Linked DNA regions of Homo sapiens: region 2 is linked to region 1. Evidence: chromatin loops called from intact Hi-C (ENCODE). Cell type or tissue: PC-3. All regions are shown on one strand. Links, peaks and the distances in the headings refer to the core of each region. The heading gives the core; the rest is flanking DNA.

Evidence for each region. Hi-C counts contacts between places; a loop is a spot of excess contacts. Peaks named below come from ENCODE experiments on the same cell type or tissue, not always from the same donor. Only the 100,000 strongest peaks of a DNase experiment are listed, where the experiment ranks them.
Region 2: it touches region 1 in a loop (5-fold over the local background); 46 of 110 quality-filtered maps call a loop at or near these places.

The regions. Positions count from the first base shown.
Region 1 is chr10:97,024,373-97,027,295 of GRCh38, forward strand. The region is part of intron 25 of SLIT1 (slit guidance ligand 1); the gene reads right to left. Among named protein-coding and RNA genes, the nearest start is that of SLIT1-AS1, 77 kb to the right of the region's middle. In PC-3, for the core only: a CTCF peak has its summit at 1,458; a DNase peak (open chromatin) is centred at 429; H3K4me3 peaks cover 393 bases; H3K27ac peaks cover 727 bases.
Region 2 is chr10:96,839,828-96,842,750 of GRCh38, forward strand. All of the region lies in intron 2 of LCOR (ligand dependent nuclear receptor corepressor), which reads left to right. Among named protein-coding and RNA genes, the nearest start is that of LCOR, 9.0 kb to the left of the region's middle. RefSeq lists enhancers at 1-482, 1,125-1,419. In PC-3, for the core only: no CTCF peak of the experiment used is centred there; a DNase peak (open chromatin) is centred at 1,274; H3K4me3 peaks cover 416 bases; H3K27ac peaks cover 648 bases.

The sequences.
Region 1 (2,923 bases), core at 174-2,673:
GTCACTTCATGTTTCAATAAAGAGCCTGCAACCTAGAGGGAGAAGACAGACAAGCACGCATGACCTAAAAGAGGTGCTGAGGGAACAACACAGCTCAGAAAAGAGAGCAGGTTCGACCTCGGCATGTGTTTCATTTTTTTCTTTCCTTATTTGCTGACAGCATCCATCCTGGCTAACGGGATGGGTGATTTTTTTCTGAAGTTCCAGTGTGTTTAGAAAAACAAAGACTTTTTAAGATAACAGGAATTTTTAAATGGTGGTATATTTAAAATGTTTACACTCACCAGATTAGTATTTTTATACTAACAAAAAGTGTGATGTCACATAAGTATGTTATTCGAAAGATAAATACACAATGTATTTCTAAGTATTTTTTATAGCACATGATAAGGAGTGTGGCCTGGCAATGAGCCACAAGTTGAAAGATGATTGGGAATGCTTTATTTCAGTCCTGTAGCTCATTTAGAGAAAAATGCCAAAAAGATGAAATCTGAGGCCCTGTGAAAGAGAGGGCCCACGGCGTGGCTTACGGTCCCTCCATAAATGTCAGCAAAGTGACACCTGAGATGTAAGTGCTCCTTCCCCTCTCTCCATCATAAAAAAAATATGGGTGCAGGCCAGGAGCGATGGCTCACGCCTGTAGTCCCAGCACTTTGGGAGGCTGAGGCAGGCAGATCACCTGAGGTCAGGAGTTCAAGACCAGCCTGGCCAACATGGTGAAACCTTGTCTCTATTAAAAATACAAAAATTAGTTGGGCATGGTGACAGGCGCCTGTAATCCCAGCTACTCCACTCAGGAGGCTGAGGCAGGAGCATCGCTTGAACCCAGGAGGCAGAGGTTGCAGTGAGCTGAGATCGGACCACTGAACTCCAGCCTGGGCAACTTGTGGCTCATGCCACACCAGCCGTCTCAAAAAACAAAAACAAAAAAACAAAAAACGACAACAACAAAAAATATGGGTACAAAGTCACGTCTAAAGCTATTCAAAAATATAAATTCTGGATTGGCCCACACTTGCTTTTCCTTGTTTCTATACTGAATAGACTCTGAGCCACACCTGAATTCAACATTACAAGCTTTCATTTATCCAAAGGCTGGATTTTCGGGGCTGAGGACTGCCTTGCCCTCTCTTCGGTAGTACTTGTAGTTTGCATTCATCTGGGGACTATTTCTCCTGACGAAAACTCCTGTGAACTCAGTGGGGAGTGCAGAGCCAAGGCCCGACTGAGATGTATTTGGTGGTCAGGGGTTGGGGAGGCAGACACCGCAGCCAGGCCACGCCAATCCAAAAGGACTGTGGATTCAGGTTTATACCCCAGCCAAAGTAAAAATAACCCTGTGTTGTTGATCTCTGGCATAATATGGAAATAGTTGAAACAGTAGCTATTTGATCTGTTCATGCCAAGGCCCTACCCAGCTCCTATTTGCGTAACCTGGACTGAAATAGCGCCCCCTGGCTGTCTTACAAGTCACAGAATCATCCATCCCACTCCTAGGCGATCTATCTGTGCGCATCACTGTCTCCTGCTGCATTTGAGGGCAGAAACCACTAAATCCCCAGCTGTGTCAGGCACTAGCAGGCACCAGTCAATGTCTGGTGAATGAATGAATGCCTGTCTAAAAGCATGAGAAAAGCACAACATCTTAGTGCAAAGGAAATTCAAAAAGAAAAGAACCACCTATCATCCCATAAATGCAACTGATTTGATTTTAGTGTATTCCCTTCCATTTCCTGTGTATATGTTTGTACATCAGAGTGTACAGTCTACTTTATTCTAGGTTTTCATCAAATAATAAGGTATAGTGTTGGCCGGGCACGGTGGCTTATGCCTGTAATCTCAACACTTTGGGAGGCTGAGGCGGGTGGATCACCTGAGGTCAGGAGTTTGAGACCAGCCTGGCCAACATGGCGAAACCCCATCTCTACTAAAAATACAAAACTTAGCCAGGCATAGTGGCAGGTGCCTATAATCCCAGCTACTCAGGAGGCTGAGGCAGGAGAATTGGTTGAACCCGGGAGGCGGAGGTTGCAGTGAGCCGAGATCTCACCACTGCACTCCAGCCTGGGCGATAAGAGCGAAACTCCGTCTCTAAATAAATAAATAAATAAATAAATAAATAAATAAATGTGTTGTCTTTATCATCATTATTAAGTACTTGCTATTCTGTCATATGGGCATGCCATAATTTACTTAATCCTTCCATATTTCCTTTCATGCCAAATTCTTAATGCATTTGGACATCTAGCTTTCCAGCCTACAGCAAATGAGAGGCAACAAAATGCCAGAGTATAGCAATGAAGACAGACATTGGGGAACCCTAGCCTGGGACCTGGTGCATAGTAGATATTTGCTGATGGCTGGCTGGCTGAATGGAAGATGAGTTAACTGCAAAGTAAATAGCAGCAGAGGATTGTGCAGGGTATTGAAGTCCAGCACAGTAAAGAGTGCTCACAATCATTACAGCATGTGTGAACCATGTGAGACCTTAGAAATCATCTTCGTGTAGGTAAGAAAATAGGCCTCAAGAGAAGAATAAATTGTCTGAAAGCCCATTGCAAGTTGATGGCAGAACAAGAACCTAAAGCCCCAAGTCCTGATTAGTCTAGAGTTCAAGGGTTTTAAATAGGAAGACTTCCCCTCTTCCACACACCCCTCCTCCACACTGCGAGTGGACAGGAGAGGCCCTGGCCAGAGTCAGATCAGGAGCAGGGCTTCTCAGTAACATCAGCACCTTCAGGAACCAGGAACACTGGATGGTAACTCCTGGCTAACCCTCGATTGTCACTTGTCATAGAGCCGTGTGCGAGGGCCTCCCTTCAAATTGCATACAGCTTTCACGAAGCCCGGAGTGAATGTAGTGGGTCTATGTCATCCTTTTACCGTTCTTCAATTCCTTATAAGTGCTCAATATTCTTTCTGG
Region 2 (2,923 bases), core at 232-2,731, 180 kb before region 1:
GGCGGGTGGCACCATACCCAGCTAATTTTTTTGTAGTTTTAGGAAAGACAGGGTTTCACCCTTTTGGCCAGGCTGGTCTCAAACTCCTGACGTTCCGCCTCTCTTGGCCTCCCAGAGTGCTGGGATTACAGGTGTGAGCCACCACCCCTGGTTTATATTTTGTTTCCTGGTGCTAAGTTAAATATACTGTTTTTAAAGTGTTTGTTTGAATTTCGTTGATTCTTGGTTTCTCTGATTTTTGAATTGGTTAGGTTTGGTCTGTTACAAAGTGTCAGGTATAATGATGTCTTAAGGATGAAACTAAGTATCTTATGGGGTAGATGGCCGAATTTAAGAATCTTTTGCTTAATGGATTGTGAGGGTCAAGTTAGGAAAGCTGTGTAGTAATGAGTGGCATCTTCTAATGATTTTTGGTCTTCTTTTTATTCCTTTGTTTCATGTTTTAATCTACTTTTTGATAAAGAGAGTTGTAGATTCTTTTAGCATATCACTTAATCATTTTTCTGAATTCATTATTGTGCAAGCCAGTGAATTTTACATAGTAAAAACTAGTATTTGTTGTATCTTTACTATAATGAAGTTCTTATAATTGAGGGTAATAGAAGGATCCTGTCATGTGTAATGTGCATTTGTTAGTATAAGAGCAGGATACGTCAGGGTTTGCTAAAAGAAAAAAATGATGGCTGTAACTAGGGTTTAGACTAACGTTTCAAATTTGGTATTGGGAGACTAGAAATTAATATGCTTCAGACATGTCTATTTTAAAATTTCCTCTCTATATATTTTTTAAAATTTAGATTAAAGAAAAATAGAGATGGGGTCTGGGATTACAGGCATGAGCCACTGCTCCTGGTCTAGACCTGTCTAAAGGGACTTTTCTTTAGACTTTAAATGTTTTCTAGAGCTTAAAGACAAAAAATAAATTTTACTCAGTTGTGCCTTACAATTGTATTAAAAACTATTATAACAATACCATTTGAAGTAAAGCAGCGTTTGTTATAACTTCTGAATCATTGAAAATTAGTCCATCACAGGCCAGGTGGCTCACGCCTGTAATTCCAGCACACTGGAAGGCTGAGGCAGGCAAGTCGCTTGAGCCCAGGAGTTGGAGACAAGCCTGGGCAACATGGTGAAACCTTGTCTCCACACAAAATACAAAAATTAGCTTTAGCTGTGTGTGGTTTTGTGTACCTGTAGTCCCAGCTACTCGGAAGGCTGAGGTGGGAGGATCGCTTGAGCCCAGGAGGTCGAGGATGCAGTGAGTCATGATTGCATCACTGTACTCTAGCCTGAGGGACAGAGTGAGACCCTGTCTCAGGAAAAAAGAGAAGTTCATCACAGTTGTTTACAGAGGTGAAGGGGATTACTTAGAAACATATAGTTGTCTCACAAGAATTTTTTAAATGTGCAGTAATCTAGATGAATAATTAACTCTTTAAAATAACAGAAAGCAGAAAGTATCAGAAAATGTATTAATGGTATCACCATCTTATATATCTGCATGACACATTTAATACTTTCTAGAAAACTTACACTTTTTTTTTTTTTTTTTTGAGACAGTCTTGCTGTGTCAGCCAGGCTGGAGTGCAGTGGCACAATCTCGGCCCACTGCAACCTCCATCTCCCAGGCTGAAGCAATTATCTTGCCTTAGCCTCCCGAGTAGCTGGGATTAGAGGTGTGTGCCACCATGCCCGGCTAATTTTTGTATTTTTAGTAGAGACGGGGTTTCACCATGTTGGCCAGGCTGGTCTCGAACTCCTGACCTCAAGTGATCTGCCCACCTTGGCCTCCCAAAGTGTTGGGATTACAGACATGAGCCACCGCGCCTGGCCAAGACTTTCTTTTTGGATTAGAAGATGTTGTGAACACCAGTATTATTTCCCATGATAATTGCTATTATTGGAAAGCCTGTTGTTTTAAAAAATAAATAAATAAATAAATAATAAAAAAATATAGAGATGAGGTCTCATTATGCTGCCCAGGCTGGTCTCGAGCTCCTGGACTCAAGCAGTCCTCCCACCTCAACGTCCCAAAGTGCTGGGATTACAGGCATGAGCCACTCCACCCGGCCAGAGCATTATTATTTTTACTCATAATACTAGATAGTCTGTGACTGTTGTTTTTGATCTCATGATTAGCTTATTTTTCATAAAATCTGAATCATTTTATCATTATCAAAAAATGATTATTGTGTATAGTTCTCTTAGTACGTGATTTTTTAGAGTTTTGCAGAAGGTAAAAGCATGCTTTACCTTTCCTAAACTCACAGTATAAAGGGAAAGAGAGGCCAGGCACAGTGGCTCATGCCTGTAATCCCAGCACTTTGGGAGGCCGAGGCGGGTGGATCACGAGGTCAAGAGATCGAGACCGTCCTGGCCAACATGGTGAAACCCCCATCTTTACTAAAAATACAAAAATTAGCCGGGTGTGGTGGCATGCACCTGTAGCCCCAGCTGCTTGGGAGGCTGAGGCAGGAGAATCGCTTGAACCCGGGAGGTGGAGTTGCAGTGAGCCGAGATTGCGCCTCTGCACTCCAGCCTGGTGACAGATCAAGGCTCAATCTCAAAATACATACATACATACATAAATAGGAAAGAGAAACTAAAGGGATCTATAGAATGTATCCTACTTGATAAAAGAAAATTCCACATGTGAAAATGTGAATTTACCACAAAGACATCTGTTTCACTTTACAACATAATTCATATCTGATTTAATATAGTAACAGGCTCCTCTGGTACGTTTAGAATGATCAGTTGATACAAAAATTTTCTAAAAAGCTTGCTTTTTTTTCTTTTCTTTTCTTTTTTTTTTTTTTTTGAGACTGAGTCTGGCTCCGTCACCCAGGCTGGAGTGCAGTGGTGTGATCTCGGCTCACTGCATCCTTTTCCTCCCAGGTTCAAGTGATTCTTCTGCCTCAGC